2 separate regions of the Homo sapiens genome follow, and region 1 is linked to region 2. The links are chromatin loops, found by intact Hi-C in ENCODE. Cell type or tissue: heart left ventricle. All regions are shown on one strand. Each heading gives the region's core, and the rest is flanking DNA. Links, peaks and the distances in the headings are about the cores only. Region 1 overlaps ATL1 (atlastin GTPase 1). Region 2 overlaps NIN (ninein).

Evidence for each region. Peaks named below come from ENCODE experiments on the same cell type or tissue, not always from the same donor. Only the 100,000 strongest peaks of a DNase experiment are listed, where the experiment ranks them.
Region 1: it touches region 2 in a loop (3-fold over the local background); 2 of 110 quality-filtered maps call a loop at or near these places.

What each region holds. Positions count from the first base shown.
Region 1 is chr14:50,624,653-50,641,029 of GRCh38, reverse strand. It overlaps ATL1 (atlastin GTPase 1), which reads right to left. Exons shown (of 14, transcript NM_015915.5): 12 at 12,568-12,999; 13 at 11,021-11,035; 14 at 7,985-8,801. The coding sequence ends at 8,691. SAV1 (salvador family WW domain containing protein 1) reads left to right here. Exons shown (of 5, transcript NM_021818.4): 4 at 137-280; 5 at 5,646-7,450. The coding sequence ends at 5,847. It also overlaps the pseudogene RN7SL452P. Among named protein-coding and RNA genes, the nearest start is that of SAV1, 35 kb to the left of the region's middle. In heart left ventricle, for the core only: no CTCF peak of the experiment used is centred there; no DNase peak of the experiment used is centred there.
Region 2 is chr14:50,746,670-50,763,046 of GRCh38, reverse strand. NIN (ninein) reads left to right here. Exons shown (of 31, transcript NM_020921.4): 16 at 1,136-1,257; 17 at 2,688-3,190; 18 at 4,417-6,555; 19 at 8,180-8,305; 20 at 8,415-8,484; 21 at 10,314-10,529; 22 at 14,942-15,055. Among named protein-coding and RNA genes, the nearest start is that of NIN, 76 kb to the left of the region's middle. RefSeq lists enhancers at 2,600-2,669, 2,720-2,869. In heart left ventricle, for the core only: no CTCF peak of the experiment used is centred there; no DNase peak of the experiment used is centred there; H3K27ac peaks cover 1,292 bases.

The DNA of each region.
Region 1 (16,377 bases), core at 4,147-12,146, 120 kb after region 2:
CATTACCTTTCAGGTGGTGTAAGTCAGTTTGGACAGAAGGCACACTGAAAAATGCTTAAGTATTATTTGTTCTTTATAATTTCTTGTTTAGATTTTAAGACCTTTATCCTAAAGAATGTCACTCCTTTCTTCTTAGTGTACCTCGGTATGATCAACCACCTCCTGTCACATACCAGCCACAGCAAACTGAAAGAAATCAGTCCCTTCTGGTACCTGCAAATCCATATCATACTGCAGAAATTCCTGACTGGCTTCAGGTTTACGCACGAGCCCCTGTGAAGTAAGTACATTTACAACACAAATTTGTTTGAGGAGTGAGTGAAGGGCTGAATGGAGTCTCTGGGCTGCTCGATCCAAGTAGTGTGCCATATTTTACTCTTAATAATATTCGGCTTCTAAGTAATACGTGACTTGAATAAAGGATGTCATAGTTTATAATGTGTGAAAATCATTAATTAGAAATATTAGTTCTTCAGACATTTATAGAATCTTCATTTCTTTGTGTGCGGGCCTCTGCTATTAGGGATACAAGTAAGAAACTTACATTCTCATAGGAGAAGATTAATTTGTAAATAAGTGATACAGTACTTGTGATAAAAGTAAGGACCTGGGCTTGGCACAGTGGCTCACACCTGTAATCCCAGCACTTCGGGAGGCTGAGGCAGGAGGATCTCTTAAGTCCAGGAGTTCGAGACCAGTCTAGGCAACATAACGAGAGCCCCATTTCCACAGAAAAATTTTAAAAATTAGCCAGGCTTTTTGCATGGTCTGTAGTCCCAAGTACTTGGGAGGCTGAGGTGGGAGGATAGCTTGATCTGAGGAGTTCAAGTTCAGCCTGAGCAACATAGCAGGACTCTGTCTCTATAAAAAATTTAAAAATTAGCAGCATGCTGTGGTGTATGCCTGTGATCTCAGCTACTTGGGAGGCTAAGGTGGGAGGACTGCTTGAGCCCAGGAGTTTGAGGCCGCAGTGAGCTATGCTTGTGCCACTGCACTCCAGCCTGGGTGACAGAGCATGAGAGACCCTGACTGCCCCCCTACTAGTGCCAGAAAAAGGAATGATAGCAGATGGCATTTTCTTTCCTATTTTCCTCTTTTCTTTGTCCCTTGATACCACCTGACCTACAGCTGTATGTTTGTATGCTGATTCTAAATAGTACATAATATCTGTATGCGTTTTTATTTTCCTTAAATCTGGAAGAATATGTGCCTAACTGTTAACCTTAGTATTTCTGGGGGTGGATATGGTTGAGGAGAGTTATTCTTTCTGTTGTATGTTATTTCTACTCTATAGTCATGTTTAATAAGAAATAGCATAATCTTTCCTTTTTGGGGGAAGAGATAGTACTTAAATGGAATTCCTGGTTTCTTACAGAAAGAAACAGATTCCTGAAGATTATAGTCTTTTTGAATTCTGTGGTTCTGTGAGCTAACTATAAAACTCAAGGAAACTAGCAAATAGGTTGTAATTCTTCCAAAATGGGCCAGACTGACAAAAAGGGAGCAAGTACTATACTTCTTTACTGCTTAAAAACTTAAACAAGAGGTCTGGAAGCCTGTTGCTTTCTAGTTGATTCTAATTAATGTTGCTGAAGAGGATGGAAATGGTTAATATTCTATCAACAAAGGGTGAGTGGTTATCTATGAATTAGATAATGAGAATCAATTATCACAACAAAAAGAGACATTTTTGCAAAAAAAATTTGCATGTTTCTTCCTTTTGTTTTTCAGACAATTGAGAATCTGAAATTCTTTAATCCTGAAATTCTTTAATCCTATCTCTCACAGTAATTTACCAACACAATTTTTGCATATACTTCTAAAACTTGATTTAGAAACAGACTGTGTTTTAAATTTGTATTTAATTTTTGTAAAGTTATGTTCCTGTGTCTGCTCACAAAAGTCTATAATGCTTGGTATAACTGTACTCAAGCTGAACTATAGGATAAAATTTTAAAAGTTAGGCCGGGTGCGGCGGCTCATGCCTGTAATCCCAGCCCTTTGGGAGGCTGAGGCGAGTGGATCACAAGGTCGAGAGATCGAGACCATCCTGGCTAACACAGTGAAACTCTGTATCTACTAAAAATACAAAAAATTAGCTGGGTATGGTGGCACGCGCCTGTAGTCCCAGCTACTCGGGAGGCTGAGGCAGGAGAATCATTTGAACCCGGGAGGCGGAGGTTGCAGTGAGCCAAGATTGCGCCATTGCACTCCAGCCTGGGTGACAGAGCGAGACTCCATCTCAAAATAAAATATAATAAAATAAAATTTAATCTTTGACAGCAAAAACATTGTCAAGAACATATTTACTTTCTGTTATTTCTCACACACACACCAAAACACTAGTCCTCAGCAGTGTGTGGCAGGGGTATTTTTTATTCCAGTGGCTTGGCAGTCCTGCAGTGTCACCATTGACCCTGCTCTGGATACAGGTGAAAAAGAGGGAGGAGTGGACACAGTGTTATGGCGGGTGGGTGCAGGGGACTTAGGCTACATGGTGATACCTGGAGCTGAGGATAGCAGCACTGTTGATCTTGAAGTCAGCATGCAGTGTGGACAGGTTATTTTTGGTAGCATTATAGCAACTGGCATTTGTATATATGGCTTATTTATAAGTAGTATTTGAATAGAATACTGCCCTAGGAAAAACAGAGTGAAAGAGATGCTAGAAGCATGGACTACTGGAGTGTTTTACACCCAATTTTCGGAATGATTTACCTGTGTATATACAGTATAAATGACTAAAAGTTAAACTTGTGGAAGCAAATTTCTTGGCTAGTTAAGAAGGAAAGAATGGGAGTTTATACTTTTCAGAAAAAGAAGGAACACTTAGGTGATTATAGGCAGAAGGGTAGTAACTATGTAGAAGCAACAGAGGAAAGAATTTGGAATAGGATTTCCATTCCATGCTTTGCAGTTTTTTCACATCTGTGCCCTTCTTGGAGTGCACTTTCTTCCCCCAGAAGGATTTTCTCTAATCTGATTTTGTTGCTTCTACCCATAATCGTACTCTTGATGCTGAATGCTGATTGGCAAGTCAGAAACTTGGCCAGGCATGGTGGTGCACCTGTAATCCAAGCTACTTGAGAGGCAGAGTCAGGATTGTTAGAGCTTAGGAGTTCTGGGCTGTGATGCACTATGCCAGTCGGATGTCTGTACTCTTTGGCATCAGTATGGTGACCTCCCAGGAGCAGGGACCACCAGGTTGCCTAAGGAGGGGCGAACTGGCCCAGGTTGGAAAGGGAGCAGGTTAATACTACTGTGCCGATCAGTAGTGGCATTGTGCTTGTGATTAGCCACTGCACTTCAGCCTGGGAGACATAGGAGATCTTCATCTCTTAAAAAAAAAAAAAAAAAAAAAAAAACTGACAAAATTGTTTGAAGATTTTTTCTTCCTTTAGACAAAACTTGAATACTTATACAGAATGATATTCGTGTCTTAAAAATAAGTATAATATTTACCATCTTATTTTTGTTCTTTGTTTTCCTTGCTAGAAAGTACACAGATGATAGATTAGTTTAACATTGTTGTAGTTCACCTGGTATAAATGGTAACCATCTTGACTTAGTAGACATTGCTGAATTGCCTCTTAGCTAACTCTGGGAGATTAAGATTTTTTGTTAGGAATTATGAATTTGTTTCCAAGGAGCACATAAAATCTTAAGTTACAAGAATGGTGGATGTTCTAAGAAATACCTTATAACTGTTTCTTCATGGAGGCTCATTGAGTATTTCTTACAGTATCACTCTAATTTATGTTCACAAGTGGTTGGAGTTTCCCATTAAAAAGAACAGAGCTTCCTACCAAAGAAATCTAAATCTATTAATAAATTTGCAGCTCTCAAGTAACTGAGTGAAATTGGCAGTCCAATTAAATATATTTACCTTCCAGTTTTTGCATGTTGTATTACTGACATTTCTGTTACACATACTCAAGTTGAATAGAAACATGTCAAAATGCCAAGTATAGTGGCTCACACTAACTGCTCGGTATGTTTTCTATCTCCCTTTTTTAAAATCTCATTTTAAAATATTAGACAGTCCTTTTGAAAGAAAATGGTATAATATCAAAGAACCACTGGGTAGGAAATACTATAAACGATCATTAAAAATAATGCTAGAGTTTGCAATCAAAGCTTCCTATTATGTCTGCTCTGCAGTATGATTTGAGAGGTATAATTTCGGGTATAACATGCGTTTCCCTAATTCAAGTTCTTTGTCTAGTCTTAGTGGATATTAACATTGAAAACCACTATTTTGAAGCATCTTGGTCCATAGTTCTCTTCCTTTTTGAACTTTTAGTCACTAAGCACTTTTGCAAGAGGTAAAGAGCCTCTTTAGGTTTTAGTGTTTTTCATCTTTAAAATGAGAATATTAATTACAGTGCTGTCTTCATCACATACTGAAATGGAACTATGTAGCCGACTACTAAAGGTACTACTGCTAAGCAGGGATCTACTTACCACTGAAAGACTACTAATGGTCTTCCATGATATATGTAAACAGAATCTTTTGTGAATCCTTCACCACACTGAAGCCTTCTATAGTCTACTCATTCTCTCATTTTAAAAAGTTTATTCTTTCCTTCTTTAGTTTTCCTGTTTGTTTTTTTAGATGCTGTGTACTCAGCCTCAAGAATACTTAGAGCCACGAATTGAGGGTTCCTCTTCATTTCTCCTTCTGTTTGGTTCCTTGTTTGCTGTTGTGAATAGCATTCCTCAAAAAGATGCATCAACATGAATGATGCAAATGACCATCCATTTTTGTGCATTATCATTTGCAAGCACAATATGGTCTAAAGTATTCTTAAGTTCCTGACAGTTAACTTTTGATGAACTTATAAGTAGCACAAAATATGTTCTTCAGAAATTATAGAACCACTGTAGTTTGAAATCTGTGTTCAAGGTTGTCTGGTGTTAATATTAGAATAATGGGTAATTTAAAGAAATAGGTATTCTTTAACTTAAATTGAAATGAAGTAATATTAGCAGTTTTCTCCTTTGCTTAGAAGAATTATATGTAGGCCGGGCGCGGTGGCTCCCAAAGTTAATCCCAGCACTTTGGGAGGCTGAGGTGGGCGAATAACGAGGTCAGGAGATTGAGAACCTCCTGGCCAACATGGTGAAACTCTGTCTCTACTAAAAATACAGAAGTAGCTGGGCATGGTGGCGCATGCCTGTAATCCCAGCTACTTGGGAGGCTGAGGCAGGAGAATTGCTTGAACCCGGGAGGCGGAGGTTGCAGTGAGCTGAGATCACGCCACTGCACTCCAGCCTGGTGACATAGCAAGACTCTGTCTCAAAAAAACAAACCAACAAAGAATTATATGTAAATAGCAGTTAATAACTCAGATTTTTAAAAAACTGATTTATTTATTTTTAGAAACAGGGTCTTGCTATGTTGCCCAGGCTGGCCTCAAACTCTTGGGCACAAGCAGTCCTCCCACCTCAGCCTCCCACCTCAGCCTCCCAAGTAGCTGGGACTATAATAGGCGCCACCACTGTGCCCAGTTATTTTTAATTAAAACTTATGGTTTGTTTAGTTATAAATAAAGTTGACATTTTAAAAAACAGACTAGTTTCTTGCTAGAAATACATGTTTATGTATGTGTTGTGAACATATATATGATTGTGTTTTAAAACAGATATGACCACATTCTGAAGTGGGAACTCTTCCAGCTGGCTGACCTGGATACATACCAGGGAATGCTAAAGTTGCTCTTCATGAAAGAATTGGAGCAGATTGTTAAAATGTATGAAGCATACAGACAAGCCCTTCTTACAGAGTTGGAAAACCGAAAGCAGAGACAGCAGTGGTATGCCCAACAACATGGAAAAAATTTTTGAGCTGATTTTTTAAAAATTTAAGTTTTGTAAGAGCTTTAAAATATTTTCACAGATAAAAAATTGCAAACAAGTACTCTGGTTAATAAATGCTGCTTCCTTTGTGGAAATTATAAAATTCTAACTTTACATGTATTTTGTTATTAGAAATTTTCTTTTATTGAATGAGAAAAATTAGTCTATCATTTTAAGAGCCAATATGGCAAACACTTTCAAATACTGTATATTAGGAAACTGTTTTGGTATTCTTGATGGAAAAAAACGCAGCGGAAATGTCATTATGAACAGATGTTAAATAGGAAATTATTACTTGTTAACTTCTTACAGCAGTAGTACCTTCTTTAAAAAAAAAAAAGAATCTGCGGTATTTTTTTAAAAAAAAAGTTTACCGCTGTAGTGTGAAATATTGTCTGGAAAGGGATGGTTTAAATATTACCATGATGTAGTTGAAATATAAAATAGGATTTGGAACCTTATTGTGATAAATATTTATATATGATGTATGTTTGTCTCCCCTCTCCAAAGTAAGGAACCCAGCTGGGCGTGGTGGCTCACTCCTGTAATCCCAGCATTTTGGGAGGCCGAGGTGGGTGGACCGCTTGAGTCCACGAGTTTAAGACCAGCCTGGGCAACATGGTGAAGCCCCATCTCTACAAAAAATACAAAAAAATTAGCCGGGTATGATGGTGTGTGCCTCTAGTCCCAGCTACTTGGGAGGCTGAGGTCAGAGGATGGCTTGAGCCCAAGAGGCAGAGGTTGCAGGGTCAAGATCGCACCACTTGCACTGCAGCCTGAGAGAGAGAGAGCCAGACCTTGTCTCAAAAAATAAAAAATAAAAAAATAAAAACAAAATAAGGAATCCTTTTAAAGCATGTTGAGAAAGTATTTTTTGGTATGAATGGGTGACGGGCCTTTTAATCTTTCAGGAATACATATAAGCAGGAATACTTAGCCTGTATTGGGAAGGTGCGTGAAACTCAAAGTTGCTAACATCATCTTCCTTATTTTCAGCCAGTGCTGTTACTGCATTTAGCATGGCTCTGACGAGGCAGTGGAGAGTTCCTGACAGCATAGCATACTGCCTTCTGACAGACTGGGTTAAGCTACCAAAAATGACAACCAGGGATTCAAAAAAAATTTTTGGTCATTAAATCGAATGTATATTATTACTTTTTAATTTTCTAAGTATTTATCACAGGACTTTAACACCATATATTTCCCTCCCAGTTTTTCTCCCCTTTTGGTTTAATAGTTAAAACATTTTTCATAATTAGTGCTGTACATTTGATTGCAAACAAATTGGTGATACTTCTAAACTATAACTATAAATCTCTAGAATTCTGTGAATTTCAACATTATTTGAAGTAGTTCTTCAGTTATATTTACATGTGTTGTAAATATGTAAATATACTTTTAGCTTAGGAAGTCTTCCAGAATACAAACTACTCCCAGTTAGATATCAGTGAGTTTGAATAACTGAAGAAATGTTGACAATGTTAAGTGTTTGATTTTATATAACAAGCTTATTAAATATATTTTTGTGGAAACTAAGCGCGTGGTTTTTGAGTCCATGTTTTAGACATAGTGCTGTATTTCATTTTTCTGTTCAAAAGGCCATAGACAAAGGAATCAATATAATTGAAAGGGGTAATGAAAAGGGGTATTGAAAAATGAAAGTGTGGCTAGTGGAATTTTATCACTGGGAAAAGATAATTTGCTGAACTTGTGATCAGACTTTTCTAAGATGTCAGTATATATATCTTATGAACTCCCACACTCCTCTATCTTAATTGTTCTTTCCTGTCACTTCTTACTTTATATCGCTACTTAATTATGGTGTAGCCATTTCTGTGACAGTCTTTAGAAGTTTCTCTGTTTTGGACCTCCTAGATAAGTATTACTTTTTTCATTAACACACTTTCCTTCTTCCTCTAAGAAGTCTGTTCAGTGAAACTCCACTAGAGATTTTAGTCATTAAGAACTAGAAGTTACCTAAAGGAATTAGCATGTTTTGTAAAATAGAAACTTAAGTTTGTACTGATGTCAACATTAAATAAAATGCATCTTGAGTCTAAAAAAAGAGATAAACCTTCATCATTCTATATCAGCACCTCTCATTTTCAAATTCAGTAAGCATTTGTTTTTAATCTTAGGAACCAGAGTAAACTTTAATAATAGTTCACATATTAAAAGAATAAACCTATGAAGAATACATTCTTTGTGTACCAAATGAAAAAATATACAATGCAGTGAAACTCACATATACAAAGTGATTTTTTGTGCATTTTTTATCAAGAGGTTTATATTCTATTAAACCATGTAAAAGCAATATCTGGTTTTTGATAAAGCAACTAAGGAACTCTAAAATGTGCTTAAAAATAAGATTGTGATATATATAAGATGATACAGATTAAATCCAGCCTGCTGAGTTATGATGCTGTGTTTTAACAAATGGCTAATGTGAAATAATTTAAAATTTTTTCTGTAGAAATTAAATGAGCATATCCAAACGTGGAATATCACATGATTTAATTATAACCCAGTAGTAGAATTTAGTAAATTCAAGCAGAACACGTGTACTGTTATCATAAATAGACAAATACTTTATAACAGCATTTTTGAAGAAAAATCAGGAAATTGTACATGTTAACAAAATAGTATAACCATGCATACATACATCTGCTTATTAAACACTGAAGTAAAAGAACTAATCCAGTTTGCAGTCTTCAGAGGTGTTTAGTATTTTACTCCGTTCTGATGGAAGCACTTTGAATGTTTGCATGGAGACATAAAACTGAATATTTAATTGACAATTGGTCATGCACCTGTATTTCTTAAAATTTGCATTACATTTTTTTCTTTTCTGATTGTTCAGTAGATTCCGACTTTGGTGTAGGGAAAGCTTGATGATACAGATGTCTGTGGGTTGCTGCTGCACTGTAAAGCTTGTACAAAGCCTAGAATAAAAGCATCAAAATTATAAAACATTTTATTAAACACACAGATGTAAAATTTTTTCCTTTTTAGTTTATCGTACTGTATAAAATTTAGCATGTTGAATTTGAAATCTTTTTTAATCGATATATAAATTATTATCTTAAAATTCAAAAGTATTTTCAACTCCTCAATGTGTGCATTAACACTTTTGTGTGTTGACCTGTGTGGTGAATGTTTTATTCTCAAACTGTGTTTCCTTTTACCTTGCATACCTCTTGGAGCAGTGAGCTTCTACTTTGCCCCAGGGGTGTGCTGAAAATTCAAATTGTGAATATTAGCAGTTTTAGATGAATTGTAAGACCTCATAACTTCTGATTGGCAGTAACTATTATGCATAGCTAGGCTACTTGCTTTCTGGGCTTCCAGTGTTTTCCTGAGTGGGGCCAATTTTATTCTCCATCATTTACTGATACAGTCATGCAGCTAAGCACATATGGTGTCCTTCCCCCAGCACAGTAGGATCCTTCACTTTACACGCTCTTGCCTTGTTTCCGTGACTTAGCTAATATCTTACAAACCTTATTCAAAAACATTACCTCAGCAAGCTTTCCTCATTTAAAACTACCTCTTATTGTTCTCTGTGGGTTTTTAATGATGTTTGAATCATAGGAATCTCTGTGTATTGTATATTGCTTTATATAAGTGTTCATAGATATCTTTGTTTCCTGGCCCCGTTAGCTAGTGTCTAAGATTTCATCCCCTCCTCTGACTTTCACATACTTGACAGTCAGTTACAAATGACTTGTCTGATTTAGTTCTGGAGTTCGTAAAGAGTCTTTGAATATTTTTAAAAGCTGCATAAAAGCTTGAGATCCTTTAAATAGTAATCTGTTCCCAGGAAATTCCATTAATTTTTATCATTTGTGAGTCTATACCTACTTTCTTTGGATCTGGTTTTTTTTTGTTTTTGTTTTTGTTTTTTACTTTTTGAGTTGGAATCTCACTCTCTCGCTCAGGCTGGAATGCAGTGGTGGCACGATCTTGGCTCACTGCAACCTCCTCCCAGGTTCAAGCTATTCTCTTGCCTCAGCCTCCCCAGTGGCTGGGACTACAGGTGCCTGCCACCACACCTGGCTAATTTTTTGTATTTTTAGTAGAGATGGGGCCTCACCATGTTAGCCAGGCTGGTCTCGAACTCCTGACCTAACGTGATCCGCCCACCTCAGTCTCCCAAAGTGCTGGGATTACAGGCGTGAGCCACCGCGCCTGGCCTTGATTTTCTTATGGCATTACGTCTGTATGGTACCATCTTCAGATCTGTGAATGTATATTGGTGCAACATAGTATTGTTTTCCATTATATTCTGATTCTAAGGCATTCAATTTAATTCTAATTCTCTTATATTTTTTCTTAAGCTTTGATTTACAAAGCTGAAATTTGCTTTTGCTTTTTTAATGAACTTGCTTACTGAATTTTGCATAAAATAACTTCTTATTGACTTGTAAATAGTAAATGGTATTTGATTCGAGGACATAATCCAATTATATGCCACAGTAGAAACTGAGGAAAGAATTATCTCTATAGTTGTTCAAGATCAGCTTTGCTTCCTGAAGATAATGACCTAAATGATTCCAGAGTGGTAATTTTTCTTAGTGTAACAGATGATTCCTTCGTGGATGCCTAGAGTCTTTTCTGAGATATGTAGTGTTGCACATGTGCGGTAGGAGAAATGAACACTAATTTACAGGTCAGGCCTGAGGTCTGCCAAGAAAGAATACATACTGGCCTGGGCCCTGCTTAAAGTGGTATGTATTACTGTCAGTCAAAAGCCAAAGTTGAAAACAACTTCTAAAGGTTGTAGCTACATTTAAATAAATACCCTCCAGTAGTTACATTTCCTCAGGTTTCATAACTGCTTGCTTTACTCTGCAGTACAGCAGAGTCCACCATTTCAGAGCTTAAGAATTTTGAAGTTTTCTACACATTCATGAAACAAATACTGATGATATTCAATTCTTAGTTTTTGTGTGTGTGTAGATCAAATCATACATGATGTCTAGAAAAAGTTAAATATTTTAAGACCATGTTAAAAATTCACAATTACAAATTTAAATGTTAGAAGTCACCAAAGATTGTTCTAATCTACATAAAGACATCTTTTAATGGCTTAGTCAGTTTATAAAATAATATCATAATGTTTACACATACATAGCTCTGAATTTTAAAAAATTTAACTTACCTCATTTGTACTTCCCTGTGGCAAAGGCAGATTAAAAAGAAAAAAGAAAAGTATATATCCTGCTTTATTAACAGCATTATAATCAACTTTGCTTACAATATTAATTTGTGAGCATTTCAGAACAGATACTCCTGCAGATTTTTCAGTTTAGATTACATATTTTATCAGAATCTTTGAAGAACTCAATTCTGTATTCCTCATAGGTTTTAGCATAACATAAGTCTAGGAGGGTTTTGACATTGACCTCAACCCCTCTTAAATCTTTTGTGGTTGAGGGACTATTTCAGAAAGTGGCTCAGAGGATCCAGTTTTTACTTCATTCATTTCCCATTGTGCTACCACTAGTTTATCTCAGCTAGATCCTTCAAAGGCACGTTACAATTATGTTATAAAGTATATATAAGTAGGGTTTTTTTTTTTTTTTTTGGGAGATGGAGCTTCACTCTTGTTGCCCAGGCTGGAGTGCTGTGGTGCCATCTCGGCTCAGTGCAACCTCCGCCTTCTGGGTTCAAGCGATTCTCCTGCCTCAGCCTCCCGAGTAGCTGGGATTACAGGCATGCGCCACTATGACTGGCTATTTTTGTATTTTTAGTAGAGACGGGGTTTCTCCATGTTGGCCAGGCTGGTCTCAAACTCCCGACCTCAGATGATCCGCCCACTTTGGCCTCGGAAAGTGCTGAGATTACAGGCGTGAGCCACCGCACCTGGCCATAAGTATGTTCTTAATGCTGGAAGAATTGTAGCTATTACCTGCTGCCTACAGGTACAGAGACAATCTGAAGTAATCTGATACTGCTTTTGGAAGTTTTTAACTAAAAAAGAGAATGATATGACAACTTATGATAGTGGTTCAGATAGCTCCTAACAAAGCTAATGCTAATCAAATCATAGGTTGTAAATATGAGATAATGTTAACACAAGTCATAATTAGCTAAATAAAAGCTGTTGTCTCTTACAACTTTTAATAGATATAACATTTTTAGAATAATAAAAAGTAGGCTGGGTGGCTCACGCCTATAATCCCAACGCTTTGGAAGGCTGAGGCGCGCAGATTGCTTGAGGTCAGGAGTTTGAGACCAGCCTGGCCAACATGGTGAAACCCCGTTTCTACAAAAAATACAAAAACTTAGCTGGGGATGGTGGTATGCACCTGTAGTCCCATCTACTCGAGAGGCTGAGGCACAAGAATTGCTTGAGCCTGGGAGGCGGAGGTTGCAGTGAGCTGAGATCACGCCACTGCACTCCAGCCTAGATGACAGAGCAAGACTGCCCCCCTACCCAAAAAAAGAAAAAAAAGTATATATACTACTAAACTGATGTATATTTTTTTAAATGCTGAAATGTTAACTGGAAAATAGTTGTGTAGGACTTCACATTTTACACAGTATTATATAGTTAGTTGCTTGTATCTGGGCAGGTCATAACATTCTTGATGACTGGGGCCCAATTCCTGTTGATCTGTATTTCCAACATCTAATGCAGTGGCTGGCACATGGATGACATTCAAATGTGTGCTGAATTTAGTTGTGAATTAAAGGTGTTCTTACCTGGTCCCACAGAGCTGCAGCCACCTGGTCTATTACAGCTCCCAGCTCTCGGTATTCTCCAGAGTACCGGATATATGCCCAAGTGCACAGGGTGATAAGGGTCAGTCCCATTATCATATTGCATAGGCTAGCTATGATGTCCAAACCAATGAATCCAGTCACACCAGCAATCACATATGTGATAAAGATGACTACAAACAGTGTGGCTGGGGTACGAGCTGCATGGAAGATATTTTTGCTATCATTGTGCTTGATATATTGGATGTAAAGTTCATCTATTTCACTCTCCAACTGCTGCAGGTAACGCCGGCTAAATTCTTCCCCACCCATCTTCTTCACCCCTCGGAATAGCTTCACAGATTCTTCCTTAAGTTGCAGGTGTTTGGTCTGCAAGTCATTTGGGGCCAGAAATGGTTTGTCACCACCACAAATCTGTATCAGATAGAGAAGTATTTGTTTATGCAATGCAGAGTAAAATTGGCAACTGTATCAAAATTTTTCACTTAGCTAGTTGAGTTTGTTAGAATACGTTAATAATCAGGAGCCTGCATATATGTTTTGTCAGCCCACATCTTTCCACCCCCTATCCACGAGGCATGACTATAAATGGGACTGGTATTTTATAGGTGGCTTAAAATCATTTTAAATTTTTCTCTTTTTGACATGGAAAATAATATTTATCACTTAATCCAAGTCCTTCAAGATGAAAAGACGTGTGACACAACATGAAGTGCAAACTGAGTTCATTCACAGAATGAATCCAAATCTAAGAAAACTACGTATATCCAAATTCTAGGAAATCTAACTACACTGAAGTCATGTTAACCAATGAGGTTTAATAAACAATGATCAATGCTATAAAGCTCTCAAAGTAAACTGTGAAATACATTCTTTAGCAGTTTTACTGATTTTTATTTGAATGGAGCCAATTGAGTATTTTCTTCCAGAAACTAAGTTAGGAGTATATTAAATGTTCTTGAATAACATTTTCAATTTTTTGAAAAGTTACAAGGGTAATCTCAGTTAACCATACCATTCACTTTGGTTACAGGCATGCCTCAGAGATAATACATGTTTGGTTCCAGACCACTGCAATAAGCAAGTCACATGATTTTTTTTATTTCCTAATTCATATAAAAGTTATGTTTACATTATGTAGCAGTCTAGTAAAGTGTGCAGTAGCATATCTAAAAACCATGTACATAATTTAAGAACACTTTATTGCAAAAAATGCTAAGGATCATCTGAGCCTTCAGCACATCAATCTTTTTGCTGGTGGAGGCTCTTGCCTCGATGTCGATGGCTGCTGACTGATTAGGGTGGTGTTGCTGAAGGTTGAGGTGGCTGTGGCAATTTCTTAAAATATGACAACAGTAAAGTTTGCCATATTGATAGACTTCCTTTCATGAAAGATTTCTCTGTAGCCTGGGATGCCATTTGACAGCATTTTACTCATAGTAGAACTTCTTTAAAAATTGGAGTCAATCCTCTCTAACCCTGCCAATGCTTTATCAACTAACTTTATTTCATATTTTAAAGCCCTGGAAAGGAAAAGAGTAGGGGGAAGGGGATGAAGAGAGGTTGATTAATGGGTACAAATAAAGCAGTTAGAAGAAATAAGACAGTGTTCAATAGCTCAGTAGGGTGACTGTAATTAGCAATAATCTACTGTACATTTCAAAATGGCCAGAAGAGAATAATTCGAATGTTCCTAGCATAAAGAAATATTAAGGTGATAAATACCACACTTTCCCTGATTTGATCTTTACACATTATATGGATGTATCAATTTATCATATGTACTCCAAAAATATGTACATCTATTATGTACCAATAAAAAATATTCTAAACCCTTTGTTGTCATTTCAACACTGTTCACAGCATCTTCGCTAGGAGTAGATTCCATCTCCAGAAACCACTGTCTTTGCTTATCCATAGGAAGCAACTCCTTATCCGTTAAGAGAATACAAAATTGAGTCACATCTTCAGGCTCCACTTTTAAGTTCTCTTGCTGTTTGCACCACACATGCACTTCCTTCCTCCACTGAAGTCTTGGACCCCTCTCAAAGTCATCCAGAAGGGTTGGTATCAACTTTTTCCACATTCTTGTTGATATTTTTGCCTCCTATAAACCACAGATTCTCTTCATGGCATCCAGAATGGTGAATTTCTCCTGGAAGGTTTTCAATGTACTTTGCCCAGATCCATCAAAAGAATCACTATCTATGGCAGCTATAGCCTTACAAAATGTATTTCTTATTAACTTTTGAAAGTCAAAATTACTCCTTGATCCTGGGCTGTAGAATGGATATTGTGTTAGCAGGCATGAAAACATTAATTTCCTTAAATACATCTCCATCAGCGCTCTTTGATGAATAAGGTCATTGCCAACGAGCAGTAATATTTTGAAAGGAATCTTTCTTTGTAGGTCTGAACAGTGGGCTTAAAGTATTCAGTAACCCATGCTGTAAACAGCTGTACTGTTACATAGGCTTTGTTCTTCCATTAATAGCGCACAAACGAGTAGGTATAGCATGATTTTTTTTTTCTTTTTTTTTTTTGAGACGGGTCTCACTCTGTCACCCAGGCTGGTGGTGTGATCTCGACTCATTGCAAACTCTGCCTCTTGGGTTCACGCCCTTCTCCTGCCTCAGCCTCCTGAGTACCTGGGACTACAGGTGCCCGCCTCTGCGCCCGGCTAATTTTTTGTATTTTTAGTAGAGACGGGGTTTTACCGTGGTCTCTATCTGACCTCGTGATCCACCCACCTCGGCCTCCCAAAGTGTTGGGCCTCCCAAAGTGCAGGTGTGAGCCATCGTGCCCGGCCTAGCATGATTCTTAAGTGCCTAGAATTTGGGGAATGGTAAATGAACACTGGGTTCGACTTAAAGTCACCAGCTACAAGAAAGTCAGCCTGTTCTTCCAAGCTTTGAAGCCAGGCATTGACCTCTCCTCTCTAGCTGGGAAAGTCCTGGATGGCATCTTCCAATAGAAGACTATTTCATCCATATTGAAAATCTCTGTTTACCGTGGCCACCTTCATCAATGATCTCAGGTAGATCTTCTGGATAACTTGCTGTAGCTTCTACATCAAGATTTGCTGCTTCACCTTGCACTTTATGTTACGGAGATGGCTTCTTAAACCTCATGAACCAAAAACCTCTGCTAGCTTCCAACTTTTCTTCTGCATCTTTACCAACTCTTTCAGCATTCATAGAATTGAACAGAGTTAGGGCCTTGCTCTGGATTAGGCTTTGGCTTAAGGGCATGTTGTGGCTGTTTTGATTTTCTATCCAAACTAAAGCTTTCTCTGTGTCAGCAAAAAAGCTGTTTCACTTTTTTATAATCTGTGTGTTCACTGGAGTAACACTTTTTTTCTTTTTTTTTTCAGACAGAGCCTCACTCAGTCCCCCAGGCTGGAGTGCAGTGCAGTGGTGCGATCTTGGCTCATTGCAACCTCTGCCTCCTGGGTTCAAGCGATTCTCCTGCCTCGGCCTCCCAAGTAACTGGGACTATGGGCATGTGCCACCATGCCTGGCTGATTTTTGTATTTTTAGTAGAGACAGGGTTTCACCATGTTGGCCAGGCTGGTCTCAAACTCCTGACCTCAAGTGATCCACCTGCCTCAGCCTCCCAAAGTGCTGGGATTACAGGTGTAAGCCACTGGGCCCAGCCTGGAGTTGCATTTTTAATTTCCTTTAAGAACTCTTCCTTTGCATCCAACAGCCTGGCTAACTAATTGGTGCAAAGGCCTAGCTTTTGGCCTATGTCAGCTTTTCATATGCCTTCCTCACTAAGCTTAGTCATTTC
Region 2 (16,377 bases), core at 1,503-9,502:
AAGACCTCCCCTCTGATTCTTAGCTCATTCCAGTCTGAGGATCTCATAATATGATATATCTCGGCAGCTGTTATGGACTTTTCCATAGATGGCCAAGTGTTGGGGTTGTTCCTCATGAGGACAAGAAGCTGTACCATCGTGGTGTGGCTCACACCCTGGGTGTTACTTCTCATTTGGGAATATGCCATCAAATATGAAGAGAAGACCCAAAGCAAGACTGCCAGTTGCAGCTGCTAGACATATACCCAAGAAAAGTTCCTTTCTTCCATCTGCCTGTGTATCCCCACATGCAAAGCTATTTTGGGTCCCACTGCCTTAAGAGATTAGTCATAATCTTTTCTTCTGTGTACAAGCTCAGCCCCCAACTTATGCTTCACATTTTCAGTGTCATTCTCAGTCATCGTCGTGGGCAGTTGCAGAGATGAGCTCATGCATGAGTTAAGAATTTCTACCCACAACTGCCTGTATCCTGGTTCCTAACCTATGCCCTGTTTTTTAAAATTTTAGCTGATAATATGCTAAAATTATGCTGATAATAGCTAAAATATGATAATTTTAGCCAATAATAGCTGATAAGATAAAATGGGGATCTACCCACACTCTAGGAAATTCATAGGAAATAGGCAGTCTTCTGTAATGCTGAGTGATGGGTTGTTGATAGTGTGACCCATGAAGCTAACTCCTCAGGGCATCGCAGCAAGTATGCTGGCCGTTCATTTTCCTGCCACATCGTCATTCAGTATTTGTTGGATGGGTAGGAGTCTGGTTGGTTTGACCAAACTACCTCATGCTATTACCTCAATTTGCAGCATTTGCATTAGGAGGTAGCTACCTATAAGCAACAATTTCCACCCCCGCCGCCCCACCACCTACTATTCTAAGAGATGGATTCTATTAAGGTTTTTTCCACTGCCTGTACATGAAAGAATCTGTTCACCTTCATTTCTTCTTGTTTGCCCTAACGCTTGAAAAGAGAAAAGACTTCTCTTGGCCTCTGTTATTTCCTATTAGTTCACATCTCTGGTAATTCAGGCTGAAAATCATTCCTTAGTTAAACTGGATGTCCCTCCTCAGATGCCACACTGTGTTATTGAAAGAACCTGCTGCAGGATCAATGAGTCCCATGTGTTTTCAGGGCTCGGTTCTGAAGAATGCAATCCATTGAATATGAGCATTGAGGCAGAGCTGGTCATTGAACAGATGAAAGAACAACATCACAGGGACATATGTTGCCTCAGACTGGAGCTCGAAGATAAAGTAAGTCCTTCCCACCAATCCACTTCTCTAATTTCTTTTGGCTCTGACAGGCTTATGTGTGTAGGGCATTTCCAATTCTTTTTTCTCATAGAGCAGCACATTCTATGTTGGGAACCCACATCCTCAGGATGGTTTTGTAGGCTGACAGCAAGGCCCCTTTTTTCTGGAGAGTTTCTCCAAAATGTAATATCTTCAGCCCTGGCAATCATGGAACTTGAAGCTTGAAACCCATTATATTATCTCCCAATTTCTTTTTTAAAAACATCTCAGTGAAACCAAAAAAAGCCCTTTGATGTTTCATTGCCTACTAAATTAGGTACAAGTTCTGAACCTTGGCCTCTAAACTCTTCACCATGAGACTTCAACTGACGTTTCCAGTCCAGACTTCAACTGACCGTTCTTATGAGTTACCTTATCCTCCAGCTAAATTGGGTAGTTCCTAGTTGTCCATCACACTCTGTCCTCTTTTGCTTGTGCTGTTACAAACTATGCTGATATTAGTTTCTTTCTGCCTCTCGAAAGTCTACTTACCCTTCAGGATTTATATTTAATGCTGCCTCTTGCATGAAGCCATTCTTGAATTTCTCCAACTAAAATGTGATTTTTTTCCCTCCTTTGAGTCCCTGGGTTACATTGTAGCTCTTTTTTGTATACCTTTTATTTTCTGCCTCCTACTGTACTTATAGTTGTCATATCCATGTCTAGACTGGTTTCTCCTGGATAGCAGGGACCATATCTTACCCAGCGTTGTATTCCGAGGCCTGCAAGTACCTGATAGGTGTTCAATTAATATTTGAATTTAATTAAGTATTTTAAGACCCAGCAGGGTACAGTGGCTCATGCCTGTAATCTCAACATTTTGGGAGGTCGAGGTGGGCAGACCACTTGAGCCTAGGAGTTCAAGACCAGTCTGGGCAACATGGTGAGACCCCGTCTCTACCAAGAAAAAAAAATTAGGGCACGGTGGTGTGTGCCTTTAGTCCCAACTACTCAGGAGGCTGAGGTGGGAGGATTGCTTGAGCCCAGGAGATGGAGATTTCAGTGAGCCATAATTACGCCACTGCACTTCAGCTTGGGTGACAGAGTGAGAACCTGTCTCAAAAAATATATATGTTCCAAGACTCAAGTTTACAGTTGGAAAGGATGCATGGGAAGACAGAGGGTAGCTATGTGTAATGGCTGCTCAGTTCTTAATAAGGTTGTTCAGACACTAATAAAATTCAGCCACTTAAAAGAGATATGTAAACCATGCCTGACTTAAGTATCTTGCTTAAAGTGTTGAATTCAGTTACTTTAAAACAAGATAGAGAAATGAGAAATGTCTTGTAGGGAAAAAAAAAAAAAAAAAAAAAGCAATTGCTGCTCCATCACTTCACTTTCAGTGACCTTGAGCTGAGTAATCTTGTGGTGGTGTCACTCTGTGCCTTCAGGTGCGCCATTATGAAAAGCAGCTGGACGAAACCGTGGTCAGCTGCAAGAAGGCACAGGAGAACATGAAGCAAAGGCATGAGAACGAAACGCACACCTTAGAAAAACAAATAAGTGACCTTAAAAATGAAATTGCTGAACTTCAGGGGCAAGCAGCAGTGCTCAAGGAGGCACATCATGAGGCCACTTGCAGGCATGAGGAGGAGAAAAAACAACTGCAAGTGAAGCTTGAGGAGGAAAAGACTCACCTGCAGGAGAAGCTGAGGCTGCAACATGAGATGGAGCTCAAGGCTAGACTGACACAGGCTCAAGCAAGCTTTGAGCGGGAGAGGGAAGGCCTTCAGAGTAGCGCCTGGACAGAAGAGAAGGTGAGAGGCTTGACTCAGGAACTAGAGCAGTTTCACCAGGAGCAGCTGACAAGCCTGGTGGAGAAACACACTCTTGAGAAAGAGGAGTTAAGAAAAGAGCTCTTGGAAAAGCACCAAAGGGAGCTTCAGGAGGGAAGGTAAGAAAGTGAAGGGAAATGAAGCTACCTGGGGCACCATCCCTCGGGGCATTAGAAGTGCCAGTTGTGGCTGGGCGCGGTGGCTCACGCCTGTAATCCCAGCACTCTGGGAGGCCGAGGTGGGCGGATCACGAGGTCAGGAGATCGAGACCTGGCTAACATGGTGAAACCCCGTCTCTACTAAAAATACAAAAAATTAGCCGGGCGTGGTGGCGGGCGCCTGTAGTCCCAGCTACTCTGGAGGCTGAGGCAGGAGAATGGCGTGAACCCGGGAGGCGGAGCTTGCAGTGAGCCGAGATCGCGCTACTGCACTCCAGCCTGGGCGACAGAGCGAGACTCCGTCTCAAAAAAAAAAAAAAAGTGCCAGTCGCTTAAGAGACTTGAAGAAGTCAGAAGGCATAATAGCCCATTGATTGAGTAGACTCTTTTAAATATTTTTTTACTGTTTTTGCCATTATTTTGATGTGAACCTACCTTGGGATGATTGGAACTGTTTTTATTTTGTTATGTTTGTAAAAGAGGAAAGTATTCCTCGTATTAAGATTTATTCTACCTTATAAGGCTCAAGAGGAGGATAAGATTATCCCAAAAGTGGTTCCTTCCTAGTTCAATCCTGTTGCTTTCTGAGAAAAGCTATTAATAAACTGGATTCCAGGCAAGGTTACATTTCCTCCCAGAGTTAAGAAACAGCACTCCATGCTTACATTCCTCATGTGAAATCCCAGGTTTATTTGAGGGCTTTGTTTCGTCACACGCTGATTGACTTGGTGCTACTTCGTTAAGTAAGAAGCAAAAGCAGAATGAATTTGTTCATATGTGTCATTTATGTGACTGATATCCTATAACGCATGCTTAATTAAAATGAAGGAATGGTATATATTTCCCAAGTGAGGAATTAGATTAATATACATTTGGTCATTTGTCTTTGGTTTAAAAATCCATAAACAAATACATCCGGGAGTGTGCCAGAGAAATTAGTTTCTAAGATTTCCCCCTAACTCCAGAGAGAGGTAAGTCTTTTAAATGAATTATGGCTGCCAGTCTTAGCTTTCAGAAATGAGATCCCTTTCCAGTATAAATGAATCACATAGGAGTAAGTTAAGAGCATTTTTAGGGAGTATTTCAGTTGTTTGCTCAGCAGCTTTCTCAGTGCATGGGAAAATGGTTTTTGTTTGCTTCTGGAGTTGGCGGCAGTTTCAATAATGCTGTATGTTGACTATATTTAGGGAAAAAATGGAAACAGAGTGTAATAGAAGAACCTCTCAAATAGAAGCCCAGTTTCAGTCTGATTGTCAGAAAGTCACTGAGAGGTGTGAAAGCGCTCTGCAAAGCCTGGAGGGGCGCTACCGCCAAGAGCTGAAGGACCTCCAGGAACAGCAGCGTGAGGAGAAATCCCAGTGGGAATTTGAGAAGGACGAGCTCACCCAGGAGTGTGCGGAAGCCCAGGAGCTGCTGAAAGAGACTCTTAAGAGAGAGAAAACAACTTCTCTGGTCCTGACCCAGGAGAGAGAGATGCTGGAGAAAACATACAAAGAACATTTGAACAGCATGGTCGTCGAGAGACAGCAGCTACTCCAAGACCTGGAAGACCTAAGAAATGTATCTGAAACCCAGCAAAGCCTGCTGTCTGACCAGATACTTGAGCTGAAGAGCAGTCACAAAAGGGAACTGAGGGAGCGTGAGGAGGTCCTGTGCCAGGCAGGGGCTTCGGAGCAGCTGGCCAGCCAGCGGCTGGAAAGACTAGAAATGGAACATGACCAGGAAAGGCAGGAAATGATGTCCAAGCTTCTAGCCATGGAGAACATTCACAAAGCGACCTGTGAGACAGCAGATCGAGAAAGAGCCGAGATGAGCACAGAAATCTCCAGACTTCAGAGTAAAATAAAGGAAATGCAGCAGGCAACATCTCCTCTCTCAATGCTTCAGAGTGGTTGCCAGGTGATAGGAGAGGAGGAGGTGGAAGGAGATGGAGCCCTGTCCCTGCTTCAGCAAGGGGAGCAGCTGTTGGAAGAAAATGGGGACGTCCTCTTAAGCCTGCAGAGAGCTCATGAACAGGCAGTGAAGGAAAATGTGAAAATGGCTACTGAAATTTCTAGATTGCAACAGAGGCTACAAAAGTTAGAGCCAGGGTTAGTAATGTCTTCTTGTTTGGATGAGCCAGCTACTGAGTTTTTTGGAAATACTGCGGAACAAACAGAGCAGTTTTTACAGCAAAACCGAACGAAGCAAGTAGAAGGTGTGACCAGGCGGCATGTCCTAAGTGACCTGGAAGATGATGAGGTCCGGGACCTGGGAAGTACAGGGACGAGCTCTGTTCAGAGACAGGAAGTCAAAATAGAGGAGTCTGAAGCTTCAGTAGAGGGTTTTTCTGAGCTTGAAAACAGTGAAGAGACCAGGACTGAATCCTGGGAGCTGAAGAATCAGATTAGTCAGCTTCAGGAACAGCTAATGATGTTATGTGCGGACTGTGATCGAGCTTCTGAAAAGAAACAGGACCTACTTTTTGATGTTTCTGTGCTAAAAAAGAAACTGAAGATGCTTGAGAGAATCCCTGAGGCTTCTCCCAAATATAAGCTGTTGTATGAAGATGTGAGCCGAGAAAATGACTGCCTTCAGGAAGAGCTGAGAATGATGGAGACACGCTACGATGAGGCACTAGAAAATAACAAAGAACTCACTGCAGAGGTTTTCAGGTTGCAGGATGAGCTGAAGAAAATGGAGGAAGTCACTGAAACATTCCTCAGCCTGGAAAAGAGTTACGATGAGGTCAAAATAGAAAATGAGGGGCTGAATGTTCTGGTTTTGAGACTTCAAGGCAAGATTGAGAAGCTTCAGGAAAGCGTGGTCCAGCGGTGTGACTGCTGCTTATGGGAAGCCAGTTTAGAGAACCTGGAAATCGAACCTGATGGAAATATACTCCAGCTCAATCAGACACTGGAAGAGTGTGTGCCCAGGGTTAGGAGTGTACATCATGTCATAGAGGAATGTAAGCAAGAAAACCAGTACCTTGAGGGGAACACACAGCTCTTGGAAAAAGTAAAAGCACATGAAATTGCCTGGTTACATGGAACAATTCAGACACATCAAGAAAGGCCAAGAGTACAGAATCAAGTTATACTGGAGGAAAACACTACTCTCCTAGGCTTTCAAGACAAACATTTTCAGCATCAGGCCACCATAGCAGAGTTAGAACTGGAGAAAACAAAGTTACAGGAGCTGACTAGGAAGTTGAAGGAGAGAGTCACTATTTTAGTTAAGCAAAAAGATGTACTTTCTCACGGAGAAAAGGAGGAAGAGCTGAAGGCAATGATGCATGACTTGCAGATCACGTGCAGTGAGATGCAGCAAAAAGTTGAACTTCTGAGGTAATGTATGTACCTTCTAGACGTCACGAATCCCACAGAGCACCTCACCAGATCTAACTTCCACTGCTTGCCGTGCCTAGAGAAACTAACCTAGTAGTCTTCACGAAGAGAGCAGTACTCTCTAGACTTCCTTCTGCTTCTGTGCCGTATTAACAAATAAAATAACCTTGTTTAGGAGGCATTCCCTTCCGCTGTAGCAAACAAGTGTTCATATGGGGTGTGAAAGTTCACAATGGCGAGTGTTTGCTGTTTAACCATGTGCATCCTCAATGTACCTCTTTAACTTTTTTCTAGCACTTATTTCATTTAGATGGATAGGGGATTTTTTTTTTTTATTTTGCTAAGTGTTACTTTCCTCATTTTGAGGAAACATGTTATATACAAATGAATGATTTTTTGTGTATTATTAACTTAGTAGATAAGAACTCACTTCTTATGCTAATATAGAAAAAATGTTCTGTCTTTATAGTTTTGTACTCATATCACTTGAAGCACATGCTGATAACCCATAAACAGTGCAAATGGTCAGGCACCATGGCTTAAATGCCTGCAATCTCAACTGTTTGGGAGGCCAAGGCAAGAGGATTTCTTGAGGCCAGGAGTTTCCAGGCAAGCCTAGGGAACATAGCAAGACTGCCTCTACAGAAAAATAAAAAAATGTTTGCTGGGCGTGGTGGTGCACACCTGTGGTCCCAGCTACTTGGGAGGCCGAGGTGGGAGGGTTGCTTGAGCTTGAGAGGTCAAAGCTGCAGTGAGCCATGATCATGCCATTGTACTCCAGACTGGGTGACAGAGTGAGACCCTGTCTCTTTTAAAAAAAAAAAAAAAAAAAAAAAAAAAAAAGAGACAAAACAAACAGTGGAAATTTATCTTAGAACATATAATTTGAGGAGCCTCCAGATTCTAATAAATATGCTTGAAAAGCAGAGATACAAGTAGAATTAATTTGAACCACTGCCCACTTGACATTGTAAAATATAATTGCATAGTCTTCTAGCAAATTTGGTTTTTCAAAAAAAAAAAAAACTTGTAAACTATTACAGGACGTCTGAAATGTCTCTGAAATAATTTAATTCTGAATGTAGTTTTTCCTCTTCTTCAGACCATTTTTAGTCCTAAAAATCAGAATATAATGAGATGAATAAAATCACAAAGTAAACAGTGTACATATTTCATTGTGGCCCTTTGATTTCAATAGAGAATTTTCTTTCCCTAGGTACCCAGGGGCCTAAAACTAAGCTAATATAGCTTTGTAACATGGCTTATGTGTATTCAGAACAGGTAGGACTTGAGACTGAGATAAATGAAGACATTTGCTCAAAGCAGTATGCTTGCCATTGAGAAAAATCAACAACCAGAATGAGCATTGAGTCTTGATTCATTTCTCCAGGCTTAAGGGTTTTTTAGCTACACTTCTCTAACATCTTTTAGTGAAATTCTTACTTCCCAAAAGAAATGTGTCAATATGTCATAACTCGATTTCCAAATACTAAGAGACTACTAATTTAGACTTTTCTTTTTAACTGGCATTGAATACTCATCCTTTTGGAAGTTACTAGAAAATATTTTCCAAAGATGCCAGATGACTGCCTTGTAACAATTTTTTTCAATCTCTGTGCTTCAGATATGAATCTGAAAAGCTTCAACAGGAAAATTCTATTTTGAGAAATGAAATTACTACTTTAAATGAAGAAGATAGCATTTCTAACCTGAAATTAGGGACATTAAATGGATCTCAGGAAGAAATGTGGTAAGACGTATACTTACATTTTCCTAAGACATTTTTGCAAAGACTAAAATTCTTTTACTTCAGCTTTTAAAGCCTAACCATTAAATTTTATTTTCATCATTCCTTTTAGGCAAAAAACGGAAACTGTAAAACAAGAAAATGCTGCAGTTCAGAAGATGGTTGAAAATTTAAAGAAACAGGTAAGGAAATACTTAATATTTCTCAATGTTTTTTGATTCCAAAATTTTCCCATTTTTTGAAATTTATAAATTTACAGCACACGGTAATGAATAGCATATAGCTAATGATGGTAAGGTTGTAAATTCTGAATTTGAAAATGGAAACTTACCTCATACTGACTCTAAACTAGCTTCCTGTTTTATGTTAAATAATGTATATATTATTCTAGGCCCTAAGTGCTTGATAAAGCTTTATCATCAGCAGAATTGAGGAGGTGATACCTCTAAAACCATACCTACGAAATATTAGCTGTAGCCCTTGTGCAGTTTCAGTTAATGTTAGCCCTTCCTTTTTCCTCACCATGATTGAAAGCAGAAAGTTAAGGGCAGAATTTCACATATACAGAATGCCAGCTAATCAGCATATCATTTCACAGAATTACATTTTATTCAGATAGCTGGTGCCATTCAGTGCTCAATTTGTATAATCTTACAACATGCAGTTATAAAAAGGGAAGGCCATTTAAGAATCTGTCTGAAGCAGTCAAAAGACAAGGACATATTGGGAAAGAGTATTTTCAGCACTTGAAATAGACAAGGTGTTAACATCCAAAATGTATTTTGGACTCTTACAAATAAATGGGAAAATCCAGTTGAAATATAGGCAATCTATATGAATGGTCAAGTCACAGAAAAAAAAAAGAATACAAAAGATGGTTAGCCTTATTAGTGATTAGAGAAGTGCAAATTCAATAAGCGTCTTTTTTTTAACCTATTGAATTAGCAAGAAGTAAAGATTGATATCTAGTATTTAAAAGGATGTGAGGAAATGACTGTGCCCATGCATTGTTGTTAGGATTATAAGGTGGTAGCACTGTGAGGAAGACATATTAGAGATATCTGTTGAAACAATAATGAATATATATCTATATACAGATCTTCTAACCCAGCAATCCTACTTCTAAAAAATAATTCTAAATACAAAATACTACCATGTATAAATGGATTTTCTAAAAGATCCATTTAAAAGAAATAATGATTTTAAAAACTTTATGTCTATCAACGTGGGAACAGATAAATGCATTATGGAATATCTTACTACATGGAATATCCTATAGCCAGTAAAAAGTAGTATGTGGTGGTTGCTGAACACACTGACTTGGAAAGAGTCTTTTTTCCTTTTGAGACGGAGTTTCGCTCTTGTTGCCCAGGCTGGAGTGCAATGGCGCAATCTCAGCTCACTGCAACTTCTGCCCCCTGGGTTCAAGCGATTCTCCTGTCTCAGCCTCCCAAATAGCTGGGATTACAGGCACATGCCACCACACCCGGCTAATTTTTGTATTTTTAGTAGAGATGGGGTTTCATCATATTGTTCAGGCTGGTCTCGAACTCCTGACCTCAGGTGATCCGCCTGTCTCGGCGTCCCAAAGTGCTGGGATTACAGGCGTGAGCCACCGTGCCCACCTGGAAAGAGTCTTTAAGTAAGTAAGTAGAAAAAGCAAGCTGTCCAAACATAAAATTTCCAAATTTTGCTAAAGAGAAGAAAAGAATCTGTATGTGTGTATGGGTTCTGTATATGCGTAGAAAATGATCTGGAGGGACACATATCCAGCTGTGGACAATGGGCTCCCCTGTAGAGTGGGGTCAGACTGAGTGTCTCACTTCTTCATACACTTGTGAATGGAATGAATTTGTAATAATGAGTGTGTATTATTTCTGTTTTGAAATATATATATATTTTAAACTTTATATAAAGAGGGAAAAGACAATTATGTCTCTAAATCTGTTTTTTTTTTTTTTTAGCACAAGTAGGGTAACAAGTTTGAAAAACTTATTTTAATTTTAATTAGATTTCAGAATTAAAAATCAAAAACCAACAATTGGATTTGGAAAATACAGAACTTAGCCAAAAGAACTCTCAAAACCAGGAAAAACTGCAAGAACTTAATCAACGTCTAACAGAAATGCTATGCCAGAAGGAAAAAGAGCCAGGAAACAGTGCATTGGAGGAACGGGAACAAGAGAAGTTTAATCTGAAAGAAGAACTGGAACGTTGTAAAGTGCAGGTATGGCCTGTAGCCACCTGACAGCTTTTTTTGAGGAAATCCCAAGAAATAGAAGAAATGTTTGTATTAAACTTCCTTAAACATAAAGCCTTAGTAATTAAAACAGTATGGTCCTGGCACATGAATAGATAAGTAGGTAAGTGGAATAGAAAGTCTAGAATTAGACCCAAATACAAATGGAAACGTAGTGTATAACCAGGGCCACTTCTCAAACCACTGGGGTAAAGATGGACTTTTAAATTAATGGTGCCTGAACAACTGAGTAGACATTCGGAAATAGATAAAATTAGACCTATGTTTCATTCCATGCACAAGGATAAACTTAATTGGATTAGGAGACTAAATATAAAAAAAAAAAACTATACAAATATTTGAAGAAAATACGGGTGAATTTGTCTTTAACCCTGGTGTAAAGAAAGGCTATTTAACTGTAACTCAAAAACCGGAGGCAATAAAAGAAAACACTGATTATATGTTAAAAAAAGTTTACTTGGCAAAAAGATACCATAAACAAAGTTAGAAGACAGCTGACAAACTAGGAGAAAATATTCACAACATATACCACAGTGAGAAGGCCTAATATCCCTGCTAGTAAAGAACTCTTAAAAATGGAGGGACATGGGACCAAAAATTTGATAGCAAAATGGGAGAAGCATACGAACAAATAAATCATATACAAAAGATAAAAATGGGCCAGGCGTGGTGTCTCACACCTGTAATCCCAGCACTTTGGGAGGCCGAGGCAGGAGAATAGCTTGAGCCTAGGAGTTCAAGACCAGCCTGGACAACATAACAAGACTCCATCTCTACAAAAAGTTTAAAAATTGGCTGGGTGTAGTGGCACACACCTGTGGTCCTAGCTACTCAGGAAGCTGAGGCAGGAGGATCCCTTGAGGCTGTACCACTACACTCTAGCCTGGGTGAGACCCTATCTCTAAATAATAAAATAAAATTATTAAAATGGCCCTCAAATCTATGGAAAAATGTTCAGAATCACTCAAAATTAGAGAAACGCAAATTAAAACAACACTTGTATAATTTCTCACCTATAAGACTGGCATCAATTTTAAAATATGACAGCATACTCTGTTGGCAAGGCTGTGGGGAAACAGACTCTTTCATGCTTTGCTGGGAGAATACAAACTGGTACCGCCTTTTTGTAGGTGAATTTGACAATACCTAACAAAATTACATATGTACCTAGCTTTTGCCCTGGAAATCTCACTTCTAGGAATCTACCCTAAAGATACCACCGCAACAATATGAAAACTCATATGCAGAGGGTTACTCACTGCAGCACTGTTTCTAATTGCAAAATGGTGGAAACAACATAGATGCTGATGTGTAGGAGAGTAGGTGAATACATGTGGGGGTTATGTCCATACCATGAAGTAGTACTGTGCAGCTGTTCAAGAAAAAGGAAGAAAAGAAATCCTTATTTATATGAAATGATTTCCAAGACATACTGTTAAGTGAAAAAAGAAAAGTGCAAAGAAGTATCTATAGAATGCCTTTGTGTGTGTAAGAAAGGGATATTAAAAAGTACATGTCTGCTCATTTGTGCAAAAGAAACACAAGAAGGATAAACCAGAAACTAAAAAGGGAGGGTGGGAAAGGGATGGAACAGAGGAATGAGAATGCGCTAGAAGGGACGAGGAAGAACAATGACACTTCTCTGAGTTTATCTTTTCGTATAGCTCTGACTCTTAGAACCATAGTAACGTTTCACATACTCTTCACTTACCCCCAGAATAAGTGCACAAGTAAAACTAATCAATATGGTAGTGGTGGGGGAAGAAACCCAAAGGGAGCACATACATGAACAGATGAGCCTAACTGTGTTATAAATGGGTAATATAACCACACTGGGGAAGAAAACAATTCTCTTAAGTAATTCAGAAATTAATATCTTGACTGGATACTATCCAGGCTAAAGACAAGATGAACTGTATCTACATGCTATGATAATCTAGTCAGTAAACAGGATTCTCATAAGAGGTATGGGTTAGTAATTCTGAAACTACTATATGTCTTACTAGAATTGAACAAATAAGTAAATATGTTGTGAACAATAAGAACTAGATTTCTCACTGTTGGAGAAGAAGTTGCAAGTGGGGCAATGGGGAATGCTAAGATGAGCCCTCTGATGTTACATTGAGATCTGCGGTATTTGGATAAACTCATGGTTTCTAATATGTATACAAAGCTAGATAGATACAGAAACACAGATGTGTATATATGCATGGATTGCCCAGATCTTGGTTACTAAGCACCATTCTCCTATAAAAGGAACCAGGGTTCCTTGGAAAAATGATTGATTCTAGGGCTGGGGCAGAGAAAAATACAGGATAAGCCTGGAACATCTGATGGGGCCAGAAGGAAAAAGATGTTTTAAAAAAAAAGGACATGTCAAAAGGGCCTGTGTCCTGATGGCCAAAGCTGGAACAATTTGATCACCAAAATAAATGATAGTATAGAATAAAATAAATATAATTATGAAATAAACATAGACTACAATAAATACCAGCCAGGTATAGTGGCTCATGCCTGTAGTCCCAGCACTTTGTGAGGTCAAGGCAGGTGGATCACTTGAGCCCAGGAGTTTGCAACCAGCCTGGCCAACATGGTGAAACCCCATCTCTACAAAAAATACAAAAAAAATTAGTAGGGCATGGTGGCATGCCCCTATAGTCCCAGCTATTCAGGAGGCTGAGGCAGGAGAATCGCTTGAGCCTGGGAGGTCGAGGCTGCAGTGAGCCAAGATTGCACCACTGCACTTCAGCCTGGGCAACAGAGTGAGACCTTATCTCCCCACCAAAAAAACTGAATAAATAAATAAATGAGTCCATATTGATATAAAAATTTAAGCTGGGAGGGAAAACAACAGCTCTAATTCCAATTAATAAATGAAGAAGAAAATAGAAAATCATCATTAGGCAAACACCCCAGTAATAATAGTTGTAGACAAAATGCACTGATAGATGTTAAAATTAATAAGCAGAAGTTTGAGGAGAAATAGAATTTGTATAGTCTCAAAGTATCTCCTCCAAGAAAAAGACAGTAATTTTACAGTGGAGAAACATGCAAAACTTACCTTAGAAATCATGAAGTCCTTGCCCATGCCTGTGTCCTGAATGGTATTGCCTAGGTTTTCTTCTAGGGTTGTTATGGTTTTGGGTCTTACATTTAAGTCTTTAATCCATCTTGAGTTAATTTTTGTATAAAGTATAAGGAAGAGGTCCAGTTTCAGTTTTCTGCATATGGCTAGCCAGTTTTCCCAACACCATTTATTAAATAGGGAATCCTTTCCCCATTTCTTGTTTTTGTCAGGTTTGTCAAAGATCAGATGGTTGCAGATGTGTAGTGTTATTTCTGAGGCCTCTGTTCTGTTCCATTGGTCTATATATCTGTTTTGGTACCAGTACCATGCTGTTTTGGTTACTGTAGCCTTGTAGTATAGTTTGAAGTCAGGTAGCTTGATGCCCCCAGCTTTGTTCTTTTTGCTTAGGATTGTCTTGGTTATACAGGCTCCTTTTTTGTTCCATATGAAATTTAAAGTAGTTTTTTCTAATTCTGTGAAGAAAGTCAATGGTAGCTTGATGGGAATAGCACCGAATCTATAAATTACTTTGGGCAGTATGGCCATTTTCACGATATTGATTCTTCCTATCCATGAGCATGGAATGTTTTCCCATTTGTTTGTGTCCTCTCTTATTTCCTTGAGCAGTGGTTTGTAGTTCTCCTTGAAGAGGTCCTTCATGTCCCTTGTAAGTTGTATTCCTAGGTATTTTATTCTCTTTATAGCAATTGTGAATGGAAGTTCACTCATGATTTGGCTATCATTGGTATATAGGAATGCTTGTGATTTTTGCATATTGATTTTGTATCCTGAGACTTTGCTGAAGTTGCTTATCAGCTTAAGGAGATTTGGGGCTGAGACAATGGGGTTTTCTAAATACACAATCACGTCATCTGCAAACAGAGACACTCTGACTTCCTCTCTTCCTATTTGAATACCCTTTATTTCCTTCTCCTGCCTGACTGCCCTGGCCAGAATTTCCAACACTATGTTGAATAGGAGTGGTGAGAGAGGGTATCCTTGTCTTGTGCCAGTTTTCAAAGGGAATGCTTCCAGCTTTTGCCCATTATGATACTGGCTGTGGGTTTGTCATAAATAGCTCTTATTATTTGGAGATACGTTCCATCAATACCTAGTTTATTGAGAGTTTTTAGCATGATGTTGAATTTTCCATGCCATTTAAGTGGAAAGTCTTTTACGATAAAAAATGGTCATAAAACAGTGTCATTGAGTTCATATTACTGTTTCCTTAATATGGCCTTTTATGAACCTGGTAAGTTTCCCCAGCCTAAATATGTATGTCTGTTATTTGACTTTTTCATTTTTCTCTTAGTCCTCCACTTTAGTGTCTTCTCTGGAGGCGGAGCTCTCTGAAGTTAAAATACAGACCCATATTGTGCAACAGGAAAACCACCTTCTCAAAGATGAACTGGAGAAAATGAAACAGGTAAGGCTGTGTGCAGCTAAGGGGGGTTCACAGAACAATATGTACCTGGTGGGCTCCTGTTGGGCTGGTATTTCTAACCACCAGTTGTCCTTTGTACCAAGTTCTGTCAACTAGCTTGGTAGCTGAGGACATACTGCTTGGCAAAGTTGAGGACCTAAAGTGCAAAATCCTATCTGTAAAGGCTATTGCTAATTATACATGTGTCTAACTTATATATGTTGTACACTCTAAAATCCCCCCCTTTTTTTTTTTTAAGACAGTTTCCTTCTTCCCTCTGTTGCCTAGGCTGGAGTGCAGTGGTGTGATCTCAGCTCACTGCAACCTCCAGCTCCCAGGCTCAAGCAATTCTCATGCCTCAGCCCCCCGAGTAGCTGGGATTACAGGTGCCCATCACCACGCCCAGATAATTTTTGTGTTTTTAATAGAGGTGGGGTTTTGCCATGTTGGCCAGGCTGGTCTTGAATTCCTGGGTTCAAGCAATCCACCCACGTCAGCCCCCTAAAGTGCTGGGATTACAGGCGCGGGCCACTGCATCCGGCCCACTCTAAAATTCTATTATCATAAATGAATCCCAACCACTTCAGTTTAAGAAATTGTTGTTCTGTCACCCAGCCAGGTTATAAAGTAACATATGTTTGTCTAAAAGGAGGGGGACTATCTTGCTTATAACTTTTCTAATTCTGTTCACACTGATTTGTGAGGCACTGAAGAAACTGATCCTTCTGCCTTTTTCTGTAGCAACTATGAGGCATCAGTTCTAGAGCATGATGGCATGCAGTCTCATGAATGTGGCCTTCAGAAGCCTGTTTCAAAGTTTCAAACAAAGGCTTAACTTTAGGCCAGGCGCAGTGGCTCATGCCTGTAATCCCAATACTTTGGGAGGCCAAGGTGGGCAGATCACTTGAGGCCAGGAATATGAGACCAGCCTGGGCAACAGGACAAAACCATATCTCTACAAAAAAATTAGCTGGGCATAGTGGTGTGCACCTGTAGTCCCAGCTACTCAGGAGGCTGAGATGAGTGGATCACCTGAGCTCGGGAAGTCAAGCCTCCAGTGAGCTGAGATTGCGCTACTGTGCCCCTGCACTCCAGCCTGGGCGACAGAATACTCTGTCTCAAAAAAGAAAGAAAGAAAAAAGGCTTAATTTTAAATATGAAAATATGAAAGAGGTCTCAACTTAAAAATTATGTCCTCTCATGGAGAAATGCATTGTTGGAAAAAAACAATTTGCATCCTAAACATTGTCCTGTTTTCAGTATTTACAGGAGTCTTTCAATTGGAACAATCTTGATTTATGGTAGGAAAATTTAGTTGTTCCATT